Linked DNA regions of Homo sapiens: region 1 is linked to region 2. Evidence: read pairs that join two places in POLR2A ChIA-PET (ENCODE). Cell type or tissue: MCF 10A. All regions are shown on one strand. Links, peaks and the distances in the headings refer to the core of each region. The heading gives the core; the rest is flanking DNA. Region 1 overlaps PLXNA2 (plexin A2). Region 2 has its middle 11 kb from the start of LINC01698.

Region 1 (5,380 bases), core at 331-5,330, 1.2 Mb after region 2:
AAGCAGGAAAGAATGCCCAGGGAACCACTGCTTCCCCCACCAGTCTCTGTATGACTCTTGGGATGTTTTTGCAAATCCTCAGAGACTTTCCAAGCTCTGGGGAGGGCCCCGGCCTATTCTGGCACTACCTTCTTTCCCATTAGCTAATGGTGGCTGCTGAAATGCCTGTGAAATTCTTAAAGGAAAATTCTTTCTGCCTTTCCCTAAGGGACATACCAACCCAAGGTCTCCAGTCCCCAGCCCACAGGAAGCCCTGACGTCCCAATTCTATTCTTCTCTTTGTAATCGCACAAACGATTTACTAAGCAAAGCCAGGAAAACTGTGAGCTTCTTGCAGTAGCAGCTTAGGCATTGGAAAGAATCCATCAGGAGCACCAAAGTATTAACTCTCCTCAGCCCTGGGGTTATTACTCAGTTATTTGATAACACTGACTGTTTACAAGATACGTTTCCGTGGTTCTTTTCATCTTCCTCAAATACTTCAACTGAGGGTGCTGATCGCCCCTGCATCTTTACCCCATTTTACAGATGTAGGAAACTGAGCTGTAGCTATACTAAATGTCTTGCCCAAGGTTATATGCTCACCCCCACCCTCCAATGCCAATATTGACATTGGCATTTAGACTTTCTCCCCAAACACACTAACCTGTTACTTGGCTCCTCTCGTGGGGTGGAGTTGCCTTGGCGGATGGAAGGCCAAGTTGGATGAAAAGCTGAGAAACATGCCTTTCTCTCTGTGCCAGCCCCACCAAACAATAGCCACTCATTCCTCTGAGTGGAAATGATTCACTTGTCTCTCAGTATGAACCCTTGATTGAGTAAACAGCCGGAGCTGCAGGTCCACATCTAAGAGACTTAGTGGCTCTCCTGGGACCTGAGACCGCCCATCTGATACCCTAACTCGCCCAGGCGTCTCAGCAATGCTGGACACTGGGGTGGTGGGGAGTAGAGACCCTCTCCCCTTCCCCAGAGCCTGCATGGAAGGGGTGGGGTGGTGGTTCAGGGAGCTCACCACCACATCCCTAGTAATGAGTTTGGCTCCCTGCCCGGGCTCCCGCCGCCAAGCTCGCTGTTTGTTTTGTTGTTCTATAGGCCTCTTGGGTCCCCAGAACTGGTCTTCTGAAAGCTGGGAAAGGCTGCATTTGGTTGGCACAAGAAAGGGGCATATTTACAGAATGTCCCACTCCCACCCGTCTTGACACACACACTCTGGCCAGCACATCTCCTTGCTTGACCATGGCAGGTGTAGACAGGAGATGTCGGCTCTGTCCAGATCCCCAGCAGACCCCAGGGAAGGAGGTCCTGATCTCCCAGAGTCATTCTGAAAGGGGAGAAACTAAAGACTCATTTATTTTTTGTACTTTTTGTGTAGTTTCTAATATACTTCAATCTTGGACAATTCTTGTATGAGGCCTCAGGCTGTGTATTCAGCTGGCTGTTTTGCAGTCTTAAGGTTGAGCTCCTGCAGCTCGGGGCTTTATTGCCAAGCAGGTGAAACACAGAGAACTGTGTTTTATGGATGGGTGGGATGGGCGTAATGATTCAAGCTCACAGAATACAGGTGACCTAAATAGGCTATGCAAAATTTTCAAGAGGCCAAGGTGCTGGTGTTTACAGAGGTCTTATCTTTAGGAAAATACAGACCCTTTTACACCATTAAGCCTTGCCTGTCTGTGGATTTTGTACATGGACCTGGATCTCTGAGTCGGAAGGGACTTACAAAGACCACCTGGTCCACTCTCCTGCCTTCGGGTAGGGACCAATTTGCATAACAAAGAGTATAGGGGCTTTGGAGAGATCCAGTCCTGACTCCATCCTACTAGCTGTGTGACCTCTGAGCTTTAATTTCCTCAATGTAAAATGAGGACAGTTCTGGTACCGGCATCATAAGATTACAGTAAGGATTAAATGACATAATTCATTATTGAACTGATATTTATTGAATATGTACTGTGTGCCAGGAGCTTGGTATAAAGCAGTAGAAAATAAAACTGTCAAAAATGGCTGCCCTGGCCAGGTATGGTGGCTCACACCTGTAATCCCAGCACTTTAGGAGGCCGAGGCGGGCTGATCACCTGAGGTCAGGAGTTCGAGACCAGCCTGGCCAACATGATGAAACCCCATCTCTACTAAAAATACAAAAATTAGCCGGGCATGGCGGCATTGTGCCTGTAATCCCAGCTACTCAGGAGGCCAAGGTGGGGGAATTGCTTGAACCTAGGAGGCAGAGGTTGCAGTGAGCTGAGATTGCACCACTGCATTCCAAGCTGGGGGACACAGAGAGACTCCATCTCAAAAAGAAAAAAAAAAAAAAAAATTCTTGCCCTGATGGAAATTATCTGAATGTGGGAAGTCAGACAAACAAAGTAAGTAATCACAATATATATTATGTTTAGTGGGTGATAAGTGCTAAGGAAAAAATAGATCATAAAGAAATAATTCATGGAAGGGATGGAGTGCAGAGCTTGGGCACATGGGCATATGTGCATTTAAATATTACTACAATTGTGACTTAACTTGTGAACTTCGATTTTTTTTTTCCTGTGGAGTGGGGTAGTAATAAGCACTTTGCATATTTGTTGTAAGGATTAAATAAAATCATGTGTAAAAAGTGCTTAATATGGTGCTTGGCATGCAAGTGCTTTCTATTATTACTGATATCTTTGAGGCTTCCCCAAAACCCCACTTCTTCCCTGGCTCCCTGGGGTAGTGATGCTGTCAGATCAGGCTCCTTTTCAGTGACATGTTTGCAAGGTCAGACGGAGGAAGAGAATCCTGTCCCCTACTCCCAGCCCTGAGTCATGGGAAAAAAATACTTAGAAGACGGGACCAGCTGAGCCGAACTAATCTAATCCTGCTGGACTTTGGCATCCAGTTGCATTAGTCACCAGTGAGAGGTTTCCCAGTCTCATATCACCAAACAATATGTACTGACCCCCTCCCCAGGGTGGGGCTGAAGGAAGTGTCAGTTGCCCTGTTGTAGCTTCGCAGAATTAACTAAAACAGGCCCATTCTCCCCCTTTGCATGTCTCCACACCAACCACAGTATCCTGTGCTGCACAACTCTGCCTTCGATGAATTATGTGATCTGAGGGGACCTCAGTTTATTCATCTGGACCACCCATGCCTGCCTGGCAAGATTGCTATGCGTATCAGACATGGAGGATATATAATGTCTAACACAGATCTTGACATAGGAGATGCTTAATAAATGGCAGTCATTGCTGCCTACCACCTCTGTTGCTGCTAGAGTGACTCCTCCTACTAGTATTACTACTACCACTCCTGTACTATTACCATGTTTTTCTGCCACAGTCCCAAATTCTCTTTGATTCTATTAGTTCATTAGTCCCATATAATTTTCAGATGATCAAGAAGGATTGGAGGCCAGGCGCGGTTGTTCACGCCTGTAATCCCAGCACTTTGGGAGGCCGAGGCAGGCAGATTGCCTGAGGTCAAGAGTTCAAGACCAGCCTGGCCAACATGGCGAAACTCCGTCTCTACTAAAAATACAAAAAAAAAAAATTAGCTGGGCCTGGTGGCGGATGCCTGCAATCCCAGCTACTAAGGAGGCTGAGGCAGGAGGCAGGAGAATCGCTTGAAGCCGGGAGGCGGAGGTTGCAGGGAGCCAAGATTGTACCACTGCACACCAGCCTAGGCGACAGAGCAAGACTCTGTCTCCAAAAAAAGAAAAAAAAAAAAAAAAAAAAAAAGAAGGATTGGGATATTTCACTGCTCTGTTGCAGATGGTGATTCTGAAATTCAGAGATTATGGACTTACTTGGGGTCAAGTTGTAAATCAAGGGAAGATGTGGAAATTGGAACCAGAACGACAAATACTTCAGGGTGGAGATGGGCCCAGCATATACCTAAGTCACTTGTGTAGCCCAAGATGATCAAGCTAAGAGCTTATGGCTACTTTAATGTCTCTTTCCTTCTTGCTAGCATGTGCCTCTCTGTCCAGGGAGGCAGGAAATACATGGAGATGAATGTGGTGAAAATGAATCTGGAGCTCTGGCCTTCTGAGTCTCTTCCTGTGGTTCTATTCTTCTCCTGGCCTCAGCCTCCAGAAAGGTTTCTAGGCTCCAAGGTGGGAAAGAAGTTCAGGAGCTGGTGCCGTTGGGTTGTCCCAATCAGCCATCCCCATCCTACCCTGTGTTATGGTTTCTATGGCAAAGGCTGAGTGTCCCCCAGCTAATCTGGAAGGAGAAATGGCATCAACAGGCTTTAATAACAAATCTGGAATTCCCACGCTTGACAATTGAGGGGAAGAGGCTGGGGAATTGGGGTTAAGGCCCCCAGGGGATAAGATTGACGCTATCAAGCAAGATCAAGAGTGTTCCCTTAAATGTGTATCATAGATTTAGTAGCTGGAGGGGACCTCAGAAAACTGATCTGGTCTACTGACTTTGGACAAGTAAGATGCGTATTGTTCTATTTTATGAATGAGTTAGCTGAGGCCTAGAAAGGTGGAGTGATCTGCTGAAACTCACCCAGGTTCTTACCCACGGAGGCAAGACTGGAACCCAGGTTTTTGAATTCCAATTTTGGGGCCCTTCCCTATATCATTTTAAAGGACTTTTTTTTTTCTTTTTTTTTTTGAGACAGAGTCTCACTTTGTCACCAGGCTGGAGTGCAGTGGCGTGATCTCAGCTCACTGCAACCTCCAACTCCCTAGTTCAAGCGATTCTCCTGCCTCAGCTTCCCAAGTAGCTGGGATTACAGGCTCATGCCACCACGCCCAGTTAATTTTTGTATTTTTAGTAGAGACGGGGTTTCAACATGTTGGCCAGGATGGTCTCGATCTCCTGACCTTGTGATCCACCCACCTTGGCCCCCCAAAGTGCTGGGATTACAGGCGTGAGCCACTGCGCCCGGCCTAAAGAACATTCTTTCTGCACAAAACATCAGACTGACCTCGGCCTCTCTAGCATGCAGGCATTTCCTATGCCGAACTTAAAATTGATCTAGGGATTTTTTTCCCTGGAGCAAGAATCCAGCTGAGCTTCTTGTACCAGGCCTGACCATACAACCTTGATCTAGGGTGACCAGGATCCCTGAGCCCTCAGTCCACACATCTCAGGGATCTTACCAGAACCTGCCCAGCAGGGAGGCCTACTTCACTTCTGGCCTCAGGGCTAAGAAGTTCTGACAAATCAGAAGAACACTGAATTGGGACCCTCAAGTCTTACACGTTAGTCTTCTCTCTAGGAATGCCACATTTTTGAATGGGGATAGGCCTAAAAGATCCACTATAAATTCAGCACTTACTATATGCTAAGCCCTGGGCTAAGTGTTTTGTTTTGTTTCAGTTAAGCCTCATCAACCCTTGCAAATTGTAAAAATCATTAGTCTTGTTTCCATTTTACATATAACAAGC
Region 2 (5,380 bases), core at 71-5,070:
CAGACTTTCTCCCAGGCCATTGTATATTCTTCACAGCCATTGAATTGCCCTGAAAATTATTTACTAATGTCCCTAAAGTCATCCACAATGTCCCATCTCTCTTTCCCTCAAGAAGTAGGTATACAAGCATCTGTAACCCACTGGGATATTGGGAAATCACCCTGTGATTCTCGCATGAATGTGAACAAATATCTATGCCTTTTCTCTTATTAATCTGCCTTTCATGAGTTGATTTTTCAGTGAAACTTCCAGTGGCAAAGGGAAAACTACATAGCTATTTAATTTATTCACCTGGGATAGAAAAGGCAATCCTAGCAGATGATTTAGGTCAGTGGTATCCAATCTTTTTAGTCAGGAGAGCACATTTGAATCTGAAAACATGTATAGTCATGTAGATAAAAATACATTTAGGAATGCATTGGTAGAGCAAATGCTTAATAGCAGACAGAGACTACTACCTTTAAAGGAATTTGAGTTCTATTAATCATAACCTTATCTATATAATATTCCAAATCTGAGTTATTGCTTTCACTCTGTGTTTCTGCAGCTCTCTCTGCCTGTTTTTACCACTGGACAGGAAGCTCCATGAAGGCAGAGTCAGTTTGACTTATTCCCTGTCTATTATATGCTCAGCACCTACCACAGTTTCTGGCACAAAGCAGTACTGTATTTGTAGAATGAATGAATAAAACCATTAGAAGTATTATAATATATGTGTGTGAATCATGCTATTTGGTCAACCTATAAGCACTGATTCATGCAAATATGGTGCTCCTGTGGGATCTCAGGGTCCACAGATTAGAAACCATGCATTTAGATTTATGTCTTTGTGCCCAATATTTTGTTCCATTTTCCTCATAGGGAGCTTACGAGTCAGTAGATCACAAACATTGGTCTCTGGATTTAGAGACAAACAATGACTAAAGCCAGGAGCTTGAACCAGGTGATCTCCCAAGGTTCTTCCCAAAATGAACAGTCCATGAGGACACAGTGCCTACCTTAAAGAAGGCCGAACCTTCCTGACACCCACGGGGACAGGGATGTTGATGACAGGTTCTCTCAAGAGCCAGCTTCTAACATTTGCAGGAGCAATAAGTAAGCTAATATCTGGCAGCCTCTAGGCAGTCTAGTTGCTATTTCAACCCCAAATGGGCCTGCAAAGGTACTTTGCCTGTTTCCTCTGTCAACCTATTTGTGCAGAGTGTTGATAACTGAAGTGACACACAGTAAATACTCTTTGTCTTGTAAGACATTTGCTGGCAGTGGAGATGAGGAGGGAAATGCAGGAGTTGAAAGAAAGAATGCTTAGCTTAGATTAAACTGTGTGCATGTATATGTGCCTCTCAGTGTGTGTGTTCACATTTAAATGCTGACCTCTCTCTTCCCTCTTCACACAACAGCTCCTTCTCTTGATTCTCCCGCGCTCTAATTTCTGCACTCTTCAAACAAAGATAGAATGGCATTCCAGGTGTGAACAAATCAGGGAGGTTTCCTGTTTAAGATTCAGAAATTCATAGCCCTGAGGAAGTGAGTAAAAGAGAGAAAGGGAGAGAGAAAGAGGGATGAAAACCAGAATCTCCGCCACCTGCTATTTAGTGATTAGCTTCCAGATAAGGAAGGCAAAGATGCATTCCAGGAGCTTGGGACTTGCCCAGACAGAACTCAGAGCAAAGGAGGGCTTAGAGAAAGGTGAAGCCAGAAATTACAGGAGGAGGCTGGGCTACTGAAAGTACCATCTATCAATTTTCTCTCCAAGCTCCTTCATTTCATGGAGCTCTTAAAAATGTCGGTTCCTCACTTCACCCTCTTATTGATCCTACCTCACCTGGTTTGGTTTATGTAAAAGATTCTTGTAAAGACTAGCTCTTCCACTAGCCATGTAACCCTGGGCAAACCACTTACCTTCTTAGATACAGTCCTAGTGGCTGCTGTCTCATGTGTTTAAATAGCTTCATCCAAACCCCTATGAAAAGAAGCCAATGACAACAACACACACACAAACAAAAAATACCGTAATTCCGGGCAGAAGCCCTGATGTGAGTTTGCAGGTGAGCAGCCTCTGCTCTAGTTCTTACTTGCATATATGCCAGGCCATTTGACTCACCCACAATGAAAAGCAAGTGCTTATTCATTCACTTATAGAGGAGCAGGCTGCTCAATTGTGGTGTTTTCCCTTCTCAGTAGAAAGGAGCGAAAATAATGTCTGCACAGCCTGTCCTTCTGTTAAATGCGCTACTGGAAAGGAGTCCCTATCCAGACCCCAAGAGAGGGTTCTTGGGTTTCGCGCAAGAAAGAATTTAGGGCAAGTCCGTGGTGCAAAGTGAAAGTAAGTTTATTAAGAAAGTAAAGGGATAAAGAATGGCTACTCTGTAAACAGAGCAGCCCTGAGGGCTATTGGTTGCCCATTTTTATGGTTATTTCTTGATGATATGCTAAACAAGGGGTGGATTATTAATCCCTCCCCTTTTTAGACCATACAGGGTAACTTCTTGACATTGCTATGGCATTTGTAAACTGTCATGGCGCTGGTGGCAGTGCAGCAGTGAGCATGACCAGAGGTCACTCTCACGGCCATCTTGGTTTTGGTGGTTTTTGGCTGGCTCCTTTACTGCAACCTGCAACCTGTTTTATCAGCAAGGTCTTGATGGCCTGTACCTTGTGCCAACCTCCTATCTCATCCTGTGACTTAGAATGCCTTAACCTGTCTGGGAATGCAGCCCAGCAAGTTTCAGCCTTATTTTACCCAGCTCCTATTCAAGATGGAGTTGCTCTGGTTTTCACACCTCTGACACTTCTGCATGTGGCACCTGTGGCTGCAAACATGACCCCAGATTCTGAGCAGAGGGGCAGGAGGCTGTGTACTTTTCAGGGTTGTATGGCCTCTTCCCTCATTAGCCTTTCTTGCTCTCTTTGTTCTTATGACTGAGAATGTCTTGTCCTTGACAACCACGATGTGTTCAATTTTTTTCAACACAATGAGGTCAGCACATTGCCTTCTAGCCTCTAGAGCAGGTAAAAGCCATCAAGCCTTGACAGATACAAGATCAAATTACTAATTCACTCTGATTATCATTTTGCATTGTCTCCTATAAAAAAATCAATGTGGAGCCATGAACAATTATGCTAGGGTAGAAAATAAATACACTGCTGATTAAAAACTGGAAGTCACTAGCTTTGAAATTTCTCCAAAAATAGAGCCCCAGATGTCATGTAAACTGCAATCAAAATGGGCTGTAAAACTCAAACTGTAGACATTGCCTTGTAAAGCGTTCACAGATGTAGCAGCAGAAGAAATTCTCGTAGCTTAGAAAAGCAAAACTTCTGCTTTTTTTTTCTTTCTGTCTGTCTCTTTGTTTTTGAGGGGGATGGTAGACAGGATGAACACCAAACTGTTCATTTCAATATGTAATTTGCCTCAAAGAATTCTGACTTAATATATTTTCTCACCAACCTAAATCCAATTCAAAAAAACATTTATTGAAACCCGAACAATCTACTTTTGGTTGACAAGTGCTAATAGGTGCAATGTTACCCCTGTCAACTTATAAGATCACCTACTGAGCTTGGAGTCAAACAGGAAAAAGGAAATTAAACTGGAGTTTGAATTTGTATCTTCTAAATTCTCAGTCATAGCTGAATGTGTATAGTGCTCAATGAGAAACAAATTGTATTGCTGGCTTTTCTTTATTTAAAAAAGAAAAACAACTGAAATTAAAGCTGGAACATGTTCACATCTTAATCTTGGATCTACCTCTAATGCAGATGAGATATATCTGTATGAAAAAACAAATGAGGCTGGGCTCGGTGGCTCAGGCCTGTAATCCCAGCACTTTGGGAGACTGAGGCAGGTGGATTACTTGAGGTCAGGAGTCTGAGATCAGTCTGACCAACATGGAGAAACTCCGCCTCTACTAAAAATACAAAATTAGCTAGGTATGGTTGCGCACTCCTGTAATCTCAGCTACTCAGGAAGCTGAGGCAGGAGAATCGCTTGAACCTGGGAGGCAGAGGTTGCAGTGAGCTGAGATTGTGCCATTGCACTCCAGCCTGGGCAACAAGAGAGAAACTCCGTCTCAAAAAAAAAAAAAAAAAAAAAGAAAAAGAAAAAACAAATGACATCAGAGAATCTTTTTCAACACCTCTTTGCTAGTTCTTGGATTAACCATGTATTTCCAGTGAAAAATAACAAATAAAATTGGTTTTTGACCCTGTTTTATTTTTCTCCAGAGACCAGCCCTCTGCTCTCTTGAGTTCCATAGATAGGTGGATTTCCCTGAGAAACTTAACAACACCATGTCATTTTTAGTTTAAGAGCTTTTGTTGGGAGTATCTAATAGGTAGTAGGCAATAGCAGAGTGTGAGTGAGTGTATATGGGTGTGTACACTCCCTTATGTGTACGTGTGTATTATCAAAGATGATGTACCACTACTGGATCAAAATTCCATACCACCTTTTGGATAAATCAGACAATGTAGTCAAATAGTTAGTCCAACATTATCTCCTTTTCACTCTTGCTTTGTAGTTAACTAGGAAAATGTGGCCATTAATTGTTAACATTCTAGGCCTCATTGGCCAACAGAATTCATATCAAAGATCGTCTCCTTCCTTCCTCTCTGTGCAGACAACTTCTGCTATACCTGTAAGGCACAACCAGAGTTCAATTGCTTTTCAATTCACTCATTCATTCTCATATACAGTAAGAAATAATGAAGTAGCAACCCTGTACCAGGCAGTACTCTAGGAGCCAGAGATACTACAGAGAATAAGACAGAGAGGCTCCTAACCTCATGTGGCTTACATTCTGGTGGGAGAAGACAACCAATAAACAAAATAATCAGAAATAGGTCTTACATCTTAGGTCTCAATAATTTTCATGGAGACTGAAAAAGCAAAGAGACATGATAATCAATGGATTTGCATATGTGGGGAGCTCTTTGGGTGGGGATATTAGAGAAGCACTCTCAGAGAAGGTGATGTGTGAAGACAGCCAGGCAGTAAGGGTGGGGTGACATGCACACTGTTGCACCCAGAAAAAATAGTAAAGAGCTAGCAGCTCTCAAGGACAAGTTTTGCATACTCAAGTGAGCTGGTCCCACACTACATTGCTAAAGAGGAGATTTTCTTTTCTTGACTCATTTGTAAACCAAGTAGGAAGTTGCACTCTGAAAGGGATGAATGTGAGGATCTGGGGCACTTTATTAAGGAAAACTGAAGCGTTGCTCTTAGATATGAGGAATTTGCTGGAGAAGTTGAAAAACTTAAGGGCTCTGGTCCCACCTTTGCCAATAGCAGGTTATGTACCATTGGGAAGTCCCTTCTCCTCTCTGACTTCAGTTTCCTTTTGAAATGAGGATGTTGGATGTCTAATTCTCTTCCAGT

Evidence for each region. Peaks named below come from ENCODE experiments on the same cell type or tissue, not always from the same donor. Only the 100,000 strongest peaks of a DNase experiment are listed, where the experiment ranks them.
Region 1: POLR2A ChIA-PET joins it to region 2 with 5 read pairs; 1 of 35 experiments calls an interaction of 5 or more read pairs at or near these places.

The regions. Positions count from the first base shown.
Region 1 is chr1:208,198,911-208,204,290 of GRCh38, reverse strand. The region is part of intron 3 of PLXNA2 (plexin A2); the gene reads left to right. Among named protein-coding and RNA genes, the nearest start is that of PLXNA2, 43 kb to the left of the region's middle. RefSeq lists a silencer at 2,673-2,967. In MCF 10A, for the core only: no CTCF peak of the experiment used is centred there; DNase peaks (open chromatin) are centred at 680 and 2,860.
Region 2 is chr1:209,380,314-209,385,693 of GRCh38, reverse strand. No RefSeq gene overlaps it. Among named protein-coding and RNA genes, the nearest start is that of LINC01698, 11 kb to the right of the region's middle. RefSeq lists enhancers at 622-1,370, 1,371-2,118. In MCF 10A, for the core only: no CTCF peak of the experiment used is centred there; DNase peaks (open chromatin) are centred at 1,643 and 2,053.